Linked DNA regions of Homo sapiens: region 1 is linked to region 2. Evidence: read pairs that join two places in POLR2A ChIA-PET (ENCODE). Cell type or tissue: OCI-LY7. All regions are shown on one strand. Each heading gives the region's core, and the rest is flanking DNA. Links, peaks and the distances in the headings are about the cores only.

Region 1 (8,253 bases), core at 1,123-6,122, 220 kb after region 2:
GAAGACAGTGCAGTGTGTTTAAAGGCTTGGAGGCAGGCTCCACTCTGGTGTTTTTCAGGGGACTCCAAGAAGTCTATAGAGAGGTTGTGGGGGTGAGCAGGAGATGAAGCCAAAACTGTTAGCAGTGGCCAGAACTTGGAGAACCTTGTATTCCCTGTTGAAGAATCTGGGCTCTTCTGAGAGCAATGGTGGGTTTTACACGGGGGAATAGGATGACCCAAATTGTGTTTCTGGATGGCTGGATTTAAGGTGGTGACACAGAGGCAGGATTTGGGTTGAAGTGGTTTATTTGGGATGTGATCCCGGGAAGCAACCGCAGGGATGGGGAAGTGAGATACGGAAGGAGAGAAAACCAATGAAGGCTGCACTGTAGTGAAGGCTGCACCACCAGGGCAAGGGAAGCCCTATTCCTCCCTGTTCACACGCACAGGCACACATACACATACACACGCCCTATTGGGTCTGTTTCTCTGGAGAACTCTGAAAAATACAAAAAGTAAATATTCTTTGTATGTAAGTCCTCTGAATACAGAAATGGTCACATGACACAAGCCTAGACAATCAGAGTCCTGCACTGGCTCCTCTGCCCTTTGCATCCTTTAATCTCTCCCACTGGTGCCATCAGAGCCCGTGCTGAGTCTGGCTTTGAAGAGGATTGAAGAATTGGGTTAGAACTCCATCTGATGCTGACCTGGCCTGACCTCCAAACACTGCTTCTCCCACTGCGCCTAAGATTAAGGAACTACCTCCGTGTGTGGGGGAGAGCTGTCCCACCTACCTGAATGCTCACTGTAGAGGGTTTAACTCTTGTTTTTGTTTCTTCATAATTCATTCTCTCATTCTTTGTCTTGATTCTCCTTCCACGATGCTCCCTATGCCGTTTTTTTTTCTGAATATATAAGTAATATATTTTCTTTGTTGAAAATTCAGAAAATACGAAAAAGACTTTAGAAGAAAGTAAGTATCACCCATAACCCAACACTGAGCAGTAATAACCACTCTAACATTTAGGTATATTTTCTTCTTTTTTCTATGCATTTATGTTTTTTTTTAATTAAGATTGTACTATATATATATAACTTGTTTTTAAAATATTTAATTTTTGAACAGACAATATATTTTACATGGCTAAATAATCAAAAAGTGTAAAATTGTATACAGTGAAAAGTCTTGCTCCCTTCTGATCACATAAGTAATTACCATTTATCAGTTTCCTTACAGAGATTTTGTTTTAAATGTTTTTAGAGACAGGGTCTCACGTTGTTGCCCAGGCTGGTCTCAAGCTCCTGGCCTCAAGCAGCCTCCTACCTTGGCTCCCAAGGTGCTGGGATTACAGGCATGAGCCACTATACCCAGCCCTTCCAGAGAATTTTTATGCTTATTAAAAGCAATTATGAATAATTTTCTTTGCTATACCTGCAAGTTTTTAATATAAATAGCACACCGTAGTAACTATTCTGCATCTTGCCTTTTTCACTTAATATATGCTATAATTCATCCCAAATCATTACATAAAGAGCTGCTTCATTCTTTTTTACAGCTGTCATTTTATAATATTCCATTGTATGTATGTACCATCATTTATTTAGCCAGTCCCCTGGTGAATGGATATTTAGATTGTTTCCAATCATTTGCTATTAGTAACAGTGTTTGTATATAGATTATTTTGCCCTTTACTGTAAGATAAATTCCTAGAATTCTTAAAGGGTATGTGCATTTGAATTTTGATAGCTGTTGCTAAATTGTCCTCCAGGAAGTTATATATATATAAGTGCCCTCACCAGAGGCCAGGTGCAGTGGCTCACACCTGTAATCTCAGCACTTTGCAGGGGATGCTCCCTATGCCATTCTTCGCCCATTTGACTTTAGGTACAGTCTCAGTAATCGGGCAGAATCACGTGACTCAGCCTAACCAATAAGAGTTCCACTTCCCTATGGCCATGGTGATCGGTGCAAAGCTGAGCACATAATCTAAGTTGCCACAGTCAGAGCCAATGAGGGGAGGCCCCTGGGTTTTCACTGAAACTATTGGACAACTGGAGTTCTCTTTCTGCTGGGTTTGCCAGGCTAGTGGGCTATAAGGATGAAGCTGCCATCTTGAGAATAAATTCAATCCAGTAGAAAATAAAACTAAAAGATGGGGAGAGAAACTAAAGCTTGATGATATCATTTGAGTACCTGAATTCAATCATACCTGAAAGCAGACAACTCCACCCCTAGACTTTTAAATTATGTGAATCAATAAATTATTTTTATTTCCTTAAACCCATTGAGTTGGGTTTCTGTCTCTTGCAAACATGGAGGTCCTAGCTAAAGAACTAATCAAACCTTTGGGGAATAGCCCTGGCTTTCAGCAGCCTCAGGTTCCCTTTTTCTAGGGGATGAGAATCTGATACGTTGGAATCTTGAACCATCCAAATAATAACTGCTACAGCCTCAGCAACAACTACCATTTATTGAGTGCTTCCATATATTACATCACTAATTACACTCCTAGGCACTATTATTATTAATTATTACTATTATTATTTTGAAATAGGGTCTGGGTCTGTTGCCCAGGCTGGAGTACAGCGGCATGATCTCGTCTCACTGCAACCTCCGCCTCCCCCATTTTATAAATGAAGAAATTGAGGCTCAGAGAAGTTTAGCAACTTGGCCAAGGCCACACAGCTGGTAAATGACTTCACAACCAAATTCAGGCCTATCTGTCTCCTGACTGCAAGGTTGATCTCACTTTTCCTTGCTTTCTTCCTTAGGAATTGAAAGCTCCCTGATGAATGGACAGAGATGTGAGTTGAACTTTGCTAAATACCCATTAAGCATTAAGTAATAGTGTCCCTTCATTACCAAGGTGTTAGGTTAGGTCAACAAACAGACAAGAGAAAGGTCATGCTCTCACTCTGTGCTTTTCTCCCAGCCTATCTACTGGAATACCAGCCTTGCTTGGAGAATGGCCTGTTACCAGATACTCTCCTCATCTTGGGGTTTCTGTATACAATCTTATTTCCTGCCATAAGTGGAACCTCCATTATCAGGGCCGTAGCAAAGTCTGCCCCATAAAGCATGTGCGCATAAACTCTGTCTCCTGAGCCCCCAGAATCTAGACTATCAGGTGTATGTATCCAAATATCTCAGAAGGCTTTGAAACATTAATCCATTTGCTCCTAAGTCCTGGGTAACCACATGCAACAAAAATGGGGAAAGGGTCCTATCTTGTGGCTTTTCAAGATTAAAGATCTTGATAGCATTGAGTGGTGCCCAGCCATTGAGGGGCCATTTGACAGAGCTGCTGCACCAGCAGATGCAGAGTTAAATACCAGGCTTGTGTCCCCAGATCAGTTGTTGCAATCAGAGATGTTAAAACCATTCCAGTCTTCCAAAAAAAAAAAAAAAAAAAAAAAGAATAATTCCCAGTCAGGCTGGTGTCAATGTTTTGCTAATGGTTTTAATGGCTGTTTCTACAAACTTGCAGAATGCTTCTATTCCTCAGTTTGGTTTTAGCTACCTATTTTGTGAACTCTGCTTGGGCAAGGGGGAAGATAAGGGTGTGGGAGAAGGTACCCCTGGGAACAATGGGGAAATATTAAACGACTGATTCCCAACTGGTCTCCCAGAGGATGCCTCATGGTTCTCTGAGACCTAGAGATTGAAGAGAAGGGGCTGAGATTCTCCATGTGTGGTCTAATGACAACGCCAACCTGAGAAAATACACTAGATTCCCCTAGAAATATTTCCAAGGGGTGTAGTGTAGCTGAATCAGAAGCCTGGATTAGAGACCCATCTCTGACACTGGCTGGCCTTAGAGACATCATTTATTTCCCTGAGCCTCGGTTTCTCCATCTGTTACAATTAAGCTGGATCAGTGGTTCCCAAATTCCATCTTTAGCATTTCTACGTGAGAATCACCTGGGGAAAAGGGTGTTATAATACGGATTCCTAGACCCTAGCCTTATTCAGTCAGAATCTACAAGCCAAGGCCTATGAATCTGTATTTTTTGCAGGCTTCCCCAGGAGATTCTTAAGCAAGGCCAGGTTTGGAGATTACCAAACTGGATCAACCCACAGTCCCCTCCCACCTTAGCATTCTGAGAGAACAATTTGGGGACACGTGTTGGGGTTTTCTGTTCTCTGTTGGAAGAGAGTTGCCTTGTTGGCTTCTTGGCTTTCCTGATAACTTCTCCCAGTTTCACCCACCTTTAAACAGAAAACATTATGGGTGCCCTGAAGGGAAATAAAAGCAAAGAAGTCTCACGTTTTTGGTTTCAAGAGAGAACTTTACCTTCCATTCTCACGCTGTGATTGTTTTATGGGCCCTTAGTAAGACATAACCCAAATCAACTTTCTTAAACCCAGCTACATGGAAACTATGCTGGAGAGTGTATAGGCTCAAAGAAGAACTAAATGAAGAGTCTTCGGGTTGTAGAAGAGTCTACAACACAAAGAACTAAATGAAAACTCCATTGTCAGGCTGTTAACTGCAAATGGCACCACACGTAAACATTTACTGAGCACTTCCTCTGGGCCAAGAACTTCACGTAAATTATTCCTTTCCATCTTCCTATCCCAAGAAGTAGATGCTATTATTTCACCCCCATTTTACATTTGAGGAAGTTGAGGTACACACAGGCTAAGTTATTTGCTCAAGTTTCCCTTGCTCGTGAAGTGCGGGAGCTGTAATTACGAGCCCAAACAGATGACAAAACAACCCTTTGTGTAAAAAGAGATAGTTCATGCATTGTCCAGAAAAGTTTAGAGGGTGTAGACTCCAGCCTTTAATTCCCTTTTTCTAAGAATTGTTGTCCAAGCAAAATAAACGGAACTCGTAATAGCTCATTGTGCTGTTGGCCCTGCTATCTCACATGTCCGGCATTCCATTATCCCACCTGGCAGCTGCTCCCTTCACTAAAGGGAGCTGGGGACATTAGCAACGGAATATTTTTTTTAATTATAGAAGGGGGATTGTTTAGACTGATCCAAGGGCCATAACATGGAATAATAGAGTGACAGGTTGAGAGCAATTTTGCCAGACCAAGAAAGGACTGATTTCACGATTATTTTGGTAATTCTGCTACCCACCACGTTTAACATAATGCTGAGATTTATAGTGTCATGGGATCTAGGTGGGATTTGATCACTCTTGGCTTCAGTTTACCACTGACCAGAATGCATGCCACATTTATTTAGCATGTCATTTTTGTGCAAAGTCCCAAATGGAGGAGAGCAAAGCATGCTAAGCTAAGAATCCAGGCCTTTGTTCTCTGTGTGGATGAGGACTACCACCTTCTACGATCTTAATCTCAGTTTTTCCATCTGTACAATGGGATGATTGGATTGGAAGATTCCCAAACTCTTTTCAACTCTGACATTTGATTTACTTTGATTCAGTTCTATTCAGCCAATATTCACAGAGCAGCTGCTCAATGCCAGGCCTTTAAGTGGGAACCTGGGGACACAGTAAAAATAGCAATGGCCATCATACCTGGTTTGTAGGTAGGTGTTTGATAGGGCCAAGAGGATGGAACAGGGAGCAAGACACCCACCTCTGCATTGTGCAACTGGGTGACTTTGGGTGAGCCACCTGACGTCTTTGAGCTTGTTCTTCATGTTGTGAGGCTTACAGAAAGAAGTTTCTCAAAGTGTGGTCAGATGACTCTCTGGATTGGCAAAACCTTTGGTACTTGTCGACAACTCAAATCCCTGGATCCAAGTTCAGGCCTGCTGAATCAGAATCTCTTGGGGGAGGAGGCAGGTATCCATTTCAACAAAGACCCCAAAGTGATTCTTAAATACATTGACATGTATTTAAGATAATATGTTAAAGTTTCTCACAATTTTTGAGCAAGGGCTCCATGCACATTTGATGACTTTTACCAACAAATGCATTGGAAAACCTTTGCTTTCAATCACACTCTACTCCACTGCCCCTGTAGGTTTTCTGTTTGTTTATAAATATGTTTGTGTACATAAACACACACACACATCTATATATTTACATATATATATTAAAGCTATATTATTGAAGACTTATTATATACCAGAAATTTTACTTACATAGAAGTGTATTATTGAAATGTGGAATGTGAGCTTCAGAGAGGTTAAATAGCTTGCTTATGATCATGCATTTAGTAAGAGATAGAGCCAGGTTGTGAACCCAGGTCCATCTGACTCCAAAGCTTGTTTAGACTGCCTCTTGATCTGTCTTAACCAAGGCTACCATGATGACCATCTCCAGGTGGCTCTATTCACATGAACTACAACAGGAACAGTGTCCCTGGAGTGGTACAACAAGGGTGTCCTGCCAACACTGCCAGTGCTTTACCCCTCTTCTTATTGTCCTTCCCCCATCTGCAACATCCTCTTTAACTCTTAGCTCAAATCTCTTTACTTCTGGATAGTCTCACCTTATAATCCAGTCCCGGGTGATTATGCCTGTATTTTCTTCTCAGTGCTCATGTGTAGCAACTGTAGTGCTTATGGGGAATGGAGTGAGAGTTATCCCTACCTTCCTTACCCCAAACTTTTTTTGGTTCCAGCTCTTTTGTTCTCATTATTTGTTGCTGTATAGCAAACTGCCCCAAACTTAGTGGCTTAAAACAACAACTGTTTCATTGTAACTTATAATTTTGCAGGTTAGGAATTTGGGCAGGGTTCAGCTAGATGATTCTTCTGTTCCATGCAATATTAGCAGAGGGCACTTGGGCTGGTCTAGAGCAGAGGTCAGCAAACTATGGTCTTCAGGCAAAATCCAATCTGGCATCTGTTTTTGTAAATGAAATTTTATTGAAACACAGCCACACTCATTTATTCATGCATTGTGGCTACTTTCATGTTAGAACAGCAGAGTTGATTGGTCATGACAGAGACTATATGGCCTTCCAAGCTTCAAATATTTACTATCTGGCCTTTTACAGAAATAATTTTCTGAACTCTGGTGCCTTGTAGGGACTTGGAGGACCTGGCTAAAACCCAGTTCAGTGAAGACTTAACTGGGCTGCCTACAGATGGCCTCTCCCAAGCACAGAGACCCCAGTGTACTTGAGCTTCTTCCATGGCAGCCGAAGCCTCACAGAAAAAGGAACATTTTCTCTAGAGGCCCACGTGGAACTCAAAAGTCCTTTTATGACTTAGTCTCAGAAGTTTGAGAACGTCCCTTCTGCCACATTCCATTGGTCAACCAAGTCACTAAAGTCAGTTAAGATTCTAAGGGAAGGAATTAGGTTGCATTTCTCAATGAGAGGATTAGCAAAGAATTTGTGGTCAGCTTTAATCTACCACACCTCATTTTTGAAAATCTTTATAAAATTATTGCATCTTCTTTCTTGGCCGGTGATGATCACAATTGAAATCTTCCTTTGGTGATTGAGTACCTGGGGGACACTTGGGGGTCAGCATTTATCCTGCCAATATTTATTGCACTCTTACTAAGTGTCATGCACTCTGTTAGACTCTAGGGATGCAGCAACAAACAGAAAAATGTGGCCCCAACCTCATGAAATTGGCAGTCTAGTGAAAGTAAATAAAAGATATCCAGAAATGAAGTTGAAATGTTCTGGTGGTAAATTTGACTATGCCCTGAGCTGTCCTTTTGACTAAATTTCTGAATCCAGTTTTATTTATTTTTTTGATCCATTCATTTTTCCTAAAAGTGAAATAGAAGAAAGGAATTCCAGTCAATTGATGGTTTCAGATAATCAGAACTTTGGTTCAATACTTTTTATGTTTTCATGGCATTTATGTGGACGTGATGTTTTGTCATTCATATGCTTTGCAATTTACCTTTATTTCAATCTTACTTTTAATTCTACCACATGGATTTTAAATTGTCTCCACTTTTATTACAAGTTCCATGGTGGTGACAGCTATGTTCCTATTTCCCACGGCACCTAAGTCAGGACTCTGAAATAGCAGTGGCTCAATAAATGGTGTAGTACCTACAAAGCTGCAAGTGGAACTACCTTTTGAAAATTTGTAATAAGAAGAGATCAATTCCAGGGCTCAGCTCCAAGGGTCTATTGATGCTTTATAGTTTTTCATTGTCACTGGCTCTAACATGGAAGATTCTCCACATTCCTGTTAGTTGGACCCACAGGTATTTCCTGACAGTCCTGACCTGTTGGCCTACTGGAAGCTGATGTTCCCATGTAACATCCTGATGCCTCAGTGGCTGCGGTCTTAGGGAGAATAGAGGCTTTATTCATCTTTTCCCACATTGATCACATTCTGTCAAATCTCTTCCCCCTCTGGACCCTTCAA
Region 2 (8,253 bases), core at 2,060-7,059:
TCAATTTTAGCAGGAAACCAACATTTAAGTGGTGCTGGCTAAGTCAGGGTTCTGAAAGCTGGCTCTGACCTTTGCAAAAGCCTGGTCTTTTCACCTCATTTTACACCTGGAAAGCCTGAGTGCTCCAGAAACTAACATTTATGAAACAAACACACACACAGACACATACAATCTTAATAAATGCTTAAATATATACATATATGTATATATTTATATATATTTATACATGTAAATATATATAAATATATATATTTATACATGTAAATATATAAATATATATTTACATATATAAATATATATATTTACATGTATAAATATATATTTATATTTGTAAATATATTTTATATATAATGTATTATATATTATACATATTTTAAATATATAATATATAATATATATTATACATATTTTAAATATATAATATATATTATATATATTATACATATTTTAAATATATAATATATATTATATATTATACATATTTTAAATATATAATATATAATATATATTATATATTTTAATTTATATATAATATAATATATAAATACATAATATATATTTATATTATGTATTTATATATTTATATATTATTTATATATTTATATATAATATATTTATATATTATTTATATATTTATATATAATATATTTATATATTATTTATATATTTATATATAATATATTTATATATTATTTATATATTTATATATAATATATTTTTATTTATATATGTATATGTATATATATACACACACATACATACACACACACACACAGGACACACAATGCTTTATGTATATACATACACACAAACACACAGACATACATGCCAGGCATGGTGGGAGGTACTTCCAAATTGCTATCACTTGCAATCTTCACAACCCTGACAGAGGAGGCTTTTTGATTTTATTGTTACAAATTCTCATTGCATAGATGGGCATACTGAGTCTCAGAGAGGTTAAGAGGCTTGTTTAGGATCACTTAGCCAGGAACTGTCAAGTGGGACTTGAAGTCTCCTGTTGTCTCCATGCTCAGCCTTCTTTTCACTTTAACCTTGAACCTCTGAACTCCAGAGCCCAGTGGAGGATCCCTGGAGGAGCAAATAGAAGAAACCCAAAAGGGACTTGAAAGCGGGTCCCCTCCCTCACCTGGATTCCCAGTCCGAAGAGGAGGAAGCATCCGCCCTCCTTCCCTCCTTCTGACCCACCCAGCCACCCACCCAAGGTGCCATTAAAGTTAATTGTTTTTACTGCCAGTTTAACATAGTCTTGTAAATCTTTTTACGATGTGGCCGGGGAACACCGAGCTGCATGCAGGACTCAATGGAGTTGGAGCACAGGAGCGTGGCCCCAGAGCTATCTGGAGGGTGTAAAATGGGAGCGCCACGTCTCTCCAGGGGCACCCTCTTCCCTCCTCCTGGAGCACCAGGCCCAAGACCCTCATCTGAGTGGCAGTTCTCCCAGGCGAGGCTAGGATTGTGCCTGGAATGCTAAGATCCTCCAGGTCACCCCCACTGTTTCGAGAGGCCATCCCTCTTGACTCTAAGTTGTGGAATCCTCCAGAATCCGAGGCCTCCAAGCCCTGGAGAGAGGTTCTGGATCCTTCAGAAAGGTTGAGGGGTGATTCCCATATAGAAAGCTTGGCGCTGGGTCTCTCCATTTGCCCACCAAGGACCGGCAGGCAAAAGCACTGCAAGGTGGACGTTTAGGGGTATGAGGGGCGCACATTCCATGGCGCAGGGACTCTGGAGGTGCAGGTCTTCTACGAAGGTGATTCCGCCATTTCCCAGCCATTACCAGCGGAGAGAGCTGAGTCTTCCTGAACAGCGCCTTTAAGCTGGTTTGTCCCAGGTTGGTGGAGCGGGACTCAGCGGTTTCTGTCCCTTGGGTAGACCTTGGCTTCCATCTGTCTGGGTACAGGCACGATTTCCCTCTCCCGGTTCCTGGCATCCCCATTGTGAGCCATCCATGTCAAAATAAGGGTCTTAACTCCCACCGTTGTCACTAGCATTAAACAGACACTCCTAATGTGCCCAGAAAAATGCCAGGCGCACGCTAAACATCTGTAAACCACGGTGACAGCTCTAAGCGTTCATGATTAAGCCCAAATATTTATTAGGCACTGGTGTGCAAGCCTTGTGTAAGTGCTGAGGACACACAGAGAAGAACGACGTACTTTCCTCTAAAGAGGGTTTTTTGTTATTGACAAAGGAACCTAGAGGGCATCAACGCAACACACAGAGCAGTCCTTCCCAAAACATACCCCGGGAACCGGTTAGAAATGCGCATTCTCAGGCCCAGCTGAGACCAATTGAATGAGGTGTCCGGGAGCGGGGCCCAGAATTCCTGTTTTAACAAAGCCCCCACGTGATTGTGAGCTCCTTAAGGTTCGAGAACCCTGATGCAGTGAACGCAGGCGCAGGCTCTGGAGTGAGAAATTGTGGGTTTTCATCTCCTTGCATCTATGTTGTGGGGCTTTGACCAAGAAATGGTAACAAACTCAGAAGGGGAGAAGGGGAAAGAGAGTGGATGGAGTAGGGGCGGTGAGAAGGAAGACAAGGGAATAACCAGCCCTCTTCCCAACAGGGCTTCCTCGATCAGAGGCCGAATTTCCGAGCAGGATAGACCAGGGGGCTCGAACTAATAATTCTGAGGGGTCAGAAAGGCCTCTCAAAACGCGCCGCGATTTGAAACCTGCAAACGCGGGGTTCAGGTCGGCTCCGTTTCTTCCAAGCAGCCTGCCTTTGGGGCACCCAACCCTTCCCAAGCCTCGGTTTTCCCGATCTTGTGGGATCCTTGCGGCGCGAATGGGGTTGGAAGCACCTTGGAAGCTACAGAGTACCGGGTCGGGACAATTTCCGGCACTGCCCCAGTTCAGTGGTTTATAGAAAATTTCTTTCTCTCTCTCAGGTCCACTAAGACCGAGAGAGAGAGAGAAGTCGACTCTGGCACACCCGGGCGAGGGGCTGCCGGGATTCGGGAGCTGGCGCGGTTGATTTTTTCCGAGAATCCTCCACTTGGGGTGACGTCGGGCAGCGCGCGCGGGCCGTGAGGTTAATGCCCAGGCTTTTCTCTAAAGCGTCCGGGAATGATCCGGCGAATAAAACGGGTGTCTGCAAAGTTAATGAATTGTACAAGGAGGCTGAGGGTGGGGACTTCGACCCGGGGAGCCAGAGGCGGTTCTGGTGGACGCTTCCCCGTGCGCCTAGGGGTGCGCTGGGCTTTCCCAGCCGAGGTCTGCAGAGCGCACCGCGTGAGCTTCATCGATCTCATCCTTCTTCCAAGTGGGAGGAGGTGGAGATGCTGGGAGAGTTGTGGGGAGTTGGGAGTGGGTTGGAGGGGGACTGTCTAGATTCTACTCTGGAGGATCCAATCACGTGGTGCTGTTCCCCTGCCTAGAACTTCAAGGTTTTCCAACGGTTTGAATAAAACCCAAACGATGCCCGATGTCCAACGAACGAATGATCTAGCCTCGGCCTACTTCTCAGGACTTAGCTTTGTCCCTGCCCGCGACTTCCCGCTGGGAACGTCGTCCCCGCCACCACCGGCTCTGCTTAGGTTCGAACTCTGGGCCACTCTTCCTACTCCCTCTGGTTTCCAGCAGGAGAAGCGCTTCGGAGGAGGGGGCTAGGGGCGCTCAACCTCCCGGGTTAGAGGAAATGCAAGTTGGGCCAATTTCGCCCTTCCAGACTCCGAGGCGGATAGGCCCAGGGGGCAGCGGCCTTGCCCGGCGGCCACTGCCCTCCTCCTCCCCCGCGCCCCCTGGCTAGGCTTTGAAGAGCTCATTTTAAGAACTTTTCCATTTTCCTTTTGGAGGCGTGTTTGTTCTTCTCAGTCACCTCGCTTTTTTTTTTTTTATGAGCTTCAGCGCTGATCTGCACGTTCTTCCCTCCGTGTAATTTCAATTTGAACTCTCCCCAGAGCGGCCTTTTCCCTCTTGTTGCCTGCCAAGTCGTTTGAAGGCTAAGCAAACATTCTTCCTCCCTCCCGTCCGCGCGAGTCTCGGTCTACACCCGCGAGGGGAGGCGGAGGCGGTTACTCCGAGAGTTCCGGTGGGTTGGAGCCTTTCAGCAGCCGCCTTCAGACTGTTTGGGAGGCCGAAAAGCGGGAGGGGAGGTGAAACACCGGAATAAATGCCCCTACGACCGCTCTTCTCAAGGGTTATGGTGGGCGTGTGTGTGCGTGTGTGTGTGTGTGTGTGTGTGTGTGTGTATACATTCCGTAACCCACATTAGAAGTCTTGGGAAGGGGGCCGGGCGCGGTGGCTCACGCCTGTAATCCTGGCACTTGGGGAGGCAGAGGCGGGAGGATCACTTGAGGTCAGGAGTTCGGGACCAGCCTGGACAACATAGTAAAACCCCCTCTGTACTAAAAATACAAAAATTAGCCGGGTGTGGTGGCATGTGCCTGTAGTCTCAGCTACTCGGGAGGCTGAGGCAGGAGAATCGCTTGAACCCAGGAGGCAGAGGTTGCAGTGAGCCGAAATTGTGCCCCTGCACTTCAACCTGGGCAAGGGAGCCAGACTCCCATCTCAAAAAAAAAAAAAAAGAGAAGTCTTGGGAAGGAGGACAGTGGAGACACACAGGGAATGATCCAACTGAAGTAAGCTTCAGCACTCAGTAAGTGTCCAGCTCTGTTCTTTCCACAGACTGCCTCCTTCAATTTTCAGCCAGTTTTGTGGCTAGGTGTTAACCCCATTTTACAGGTGGGAGACATTGAGGCTGACTGATGAGGTTAGTTTCTCAGCCACCCTTCTAAGATCTAAGTCCACTTTTGAGCAAGTGCTCTGAATAACAATAATTATCTTACAGCTTAATGTACGATTATTAAATACCACTCCCCTTTCATTTTACCATTGAGGCTTATGTCTTTATTGGTTGTTCAAGTAGGGCAAAGGAAATGGCCTTTTAAAACTCAGAGGCCAGGTACTGTGGCCCTTGCCTGTAATCCCAGAACTTTGGGAGGTAGATGTAGTGGATCACTTGAGGCCAGGAGTTAGAGACCAGCCTGGGCAACATAGTGAGATCCCGTCTCTATTTTTTTTTTCTTTGAGACGGAGTCTTGCTCTGTCATTCAGGCTGGAGTGCAGTAGCGCCATCTCAGCTCATTATAACCTCCGCCTACCAGGTTCAAGCGATTCTCCTGCCTCAGCCTCCCCAGTAGCTGGGATCACAGGCATCTACCACCACGCTGGCTAATTTTTTGTACTTTTAGTAGAGATGGGGTTTCACCATGTTGGTCAGGTTGGTCTGAACTCCTGACATCCAGTGATCCATCCACCTTGACCTCCCAAAGTGACATTACAGGCGTGAGCCAGTGTACCCGGCCTTCTATAAAAAATTTAAAAAATTAGCCAAGCATGGTGGTTTGTACCTGTAGTCCCAGCTACTCAGGAGGCTGGGACAGGAGGATTACTTGAACTCAGGAGGTCAAAGCTTCAGTGAGCTGTGATTGTGCCACTGTACTCCAGAGTGGGCAACAGAGAGATACCCTGTCTTAAAACAAAACAAAACCAAACCAGAGAAACTGGGTGCCTGTCATTGTATCCTGTCAGAGAAAACATATTGACAAGAAACATGAAAACAAAAAAAAAAAAGATTAAGTACCTATAACAACTGCCCTTTTTAATATATATTTATAATGTTTATTGTTATAAAAAAGTAGAGATGAGGTGTCGCTATATTGTCCAGGCTAGTGTTGAACTCCTGGCCTCAAGTGATCCTCCCACCTTGGCCTCCCAAGGTGCTGGGATTACAGGCATGAGTCACTGTGCCCAGCCACAACTGCCCTTTATTAAGCATGTAATTATGTGCCAGGCACTGTTCTAAACTGTCTACTTACATATTTCTCACAATGTCTTTATGCATTAGGTACTTTCCACGTGACAGATAGGAAAACTGAGGCACAGAGAAGCTGAGTAACCTGCCCAAGGTCACACAGCTAGAAAGAGCTGGTTGCAGGACTTAAACTCAGGCAGAGGCACCCCTAACCACCAATATGCATCCCTCTGCCCTTCCCAGCTCTCTCCTGAGTCACATGAAAGAAACCCCAGGCTTACTGGTCCTAGGCTGCAGTTTTCCTCCCCAAGGTCGCTCTGGGGACAAACAGGAAGATGGGAGGAGGCATGGGGCAGTTACATAAGGCGGTCACTTCAAAGGTGGCCTCTCCGGGGTGGATAGCCTTGGCTTTGGGCAGTTAGCTGGAGCACCAGCCGGCAAGCTGAGGGCTGTCCACCATCTATCTCCTACCCAATCTCCTCTTAGTCCAACGGCAAAACGGGCAGTGGAGGAGATGAAGGCTGGACTAGGGGGGCGAGGAGGCAGGTCTTGTAATCAAAGCTGGGCAGTGGCAGAAATCAGGTGATGCAAATAAAAATAAAAATAATAACACCAGGCTCAGTGGCTCATGCCTGTAATCCCAGCACTTCGGGAGGCCGAGGTGGGCAGATTGCTTGAGGCCAGGAGTTGGAGACCAGCCTGGCCAACATGGCAAAACCCCGTCTCTATTAAAAATACAAAAATTAGCTGGGCATGGTGGCACATGCCTGAAATTCCAGGTACTCGAGAAGTTGAGGCACAAGAATTGTTTGAACCCAGGAGGCGGAGGTTGCAATGAGCCAAGATTGTGCCACTGCACTCCAGCCTGGGTAGCAGAATGAGACTCTGTTTTAAAAACAGCAGCATTTATTGAGCATTTACTATAAGCTAAGCCCTTATGTTAACAGCTCTGTAGGTAAGGACTTTCAATCGTTTCCTTTAAGGGGCTCAGAGAGGTTAAGTCATTAGTTCAGTCGCACGGCTGGGCTGCCTGCCCTAGTAGGAAGGAGGCCTACAGCAGGCACTAACTTCATGTGAATTTGGCACATTCTGGCGGAAGTGGGTTCTCACTTTCTGTGATGCAAGTTGCAAAACAGAATGAGAGGATCTCAGAATGGTAGGTCCAGCTACCCTCTAGATGGGAAAACTGAGGCCTGGTGAGGGGTGGAGTATGACCTAAGGTCTTACATTAAGTCAAGAGGGAATCCAGTGTAATCTCAGCACTTTGGGAGGCCAAGGCAGGCAGATTTCTTGAGGTCAGGAGTTTGAGACCAGCCTGGCTGGTGATACACGTGTGTGTATCACATGGTGAAACCTCATCTATACTAAAATTAGCTGAGTGTGGTGGTGCACGCCTGTAGTCCCAGCTACTCAGGAGGCTGAGGCAGGAGAATCACTTGAACCTGGGAGGCAGAGGTTGCAGTGAGCCGAGATCACACCATTGCACTCCAGCCTGGGCAACAGAGAGAGACTCTGTCTCAAAAAAAAAAAAAGGCCAGCAAGGTGGCTCACGCCTGTAATCCCAACACTTTGGGAGGCCTAGGTGGGTGGGTCAAGAGGTCAGGAGTTTGAGACCAGCCTGGCCAACATGGTGAAGCCTTGCTTCTACTAAATATACAAAAAAAAAAAAAAAATTAGCTGGGTGTGGTGGCACATGCCTGTAATCCCAGCTACTCAGGAGGCTGAGGCAGGAGAATTGCTTGAACCTGGGAGGCGGAGGTTGCAGTGAGCCAAGATTGCGGCATTGCACTCCAGCCTGGGCAATAGGATGAGACTCTGTCTCAAAAAAAAAAAAAAAAAAAAATGGAATCCAAGTGATCTGAGAATAACTGCCCATGCCCCCACCCCAGGCCAGGGTACTTCCCTCAGCTCTGAGTGAAGAAGAAAGGGTATGGCCTGAGACAGAACTGTGTTTCCCTTCTGTCCTCAACTTATTATGACTTTATGCAAGTCATTCAATCTCCTTGGGCCTCAGTTTCTGCAAAATCACGGTGGTACACGGAGCATGCAAATCATGCAAAATCATGGTGGTACAGATTATTTAATTGCTCGGGCACTTGGTGGTGATAATGCTCGGGGACGCTCATGAGGCCACAGCCAGGAAGCAGAGCCAACCACAACCGGTCCCTCAATCCTGAAGTTCTATGAAATCGAGGCTCCCAGGCTTCTGGAGGGTGATGGCAGTTGGAGGTTCACTGTATCTTTGAAGAAGCACCCTTTCTTTGTCAGGCACCCAAAGGGCCTCTTGATCCCGGCCCAGGGATAGGCTACATGTGCTTCCACAAGAGAAGTAGATTGTCTCCCCATCACTGGGATTTGTGTGGGGCCTCCTTTTTCTTGGGGGTGTGGAACTCAAGGTGGGTGTCGGCTCAGGGTCTCCAAGCCCAAAAGCTTTGCATGTTAATGCCTGCATATATACCCAACCACAGCAGCTTAGGT

What was found. Peaks named below come from ENCODE experiments on the same cell type or tissue, not always from the same donor. Only the 100,000 strongest peaks of a DNase experiment are listed, where the experiment ranks them.
Region 1: POLR2A ChIA-PET joins it to region 2 with 16 read pairs; 2 of 35 experiments call an interaction of 5 or more read pairs at or near these places.

Annotation. Positions count from the first base shown.
Region 1 is chr12:114,956,844-114,965,096 of GRCh38, forward strand. All of the region lies in intron 2 of LOC124903080 (a long non-coding RNA gene), which reads left to right. Among named protein-coding and RNA genes, the nearest start is that of TBX3, 280 kb to the left of the region's middle. In OCI-LY7, for the core only: no CTCF peak of the experiment used is centred there; no DNase peak of the experiment used is centred there.
Region 2 is chr12:114,732,872-114,741,124 of GRCh38, forward strand. All of the region lies in intron 1 of TBX3-AS1 (TBX3 antisense RNA 1), which reads left to right. LOC124900329 (small nucleolar RNA SNORA27) reads left to right here and starts at 4,833; the gene lies at 4,833-4,927. It overlaps LOC105369999 (a long non-coding RNA gene), which reads right to left and starts at 1,884. Exons shown (of 2, transcript XR_945379.3): 1 at 1,796-1,884; 2 at 884-1,089. RefSeq lists enhancers at 2,585-3,428, 5,993-6,287. In OCI-LY7, for the core only: no CTCF peak of the experiment used is centred there; no DNase peak of the experiment used is centred there.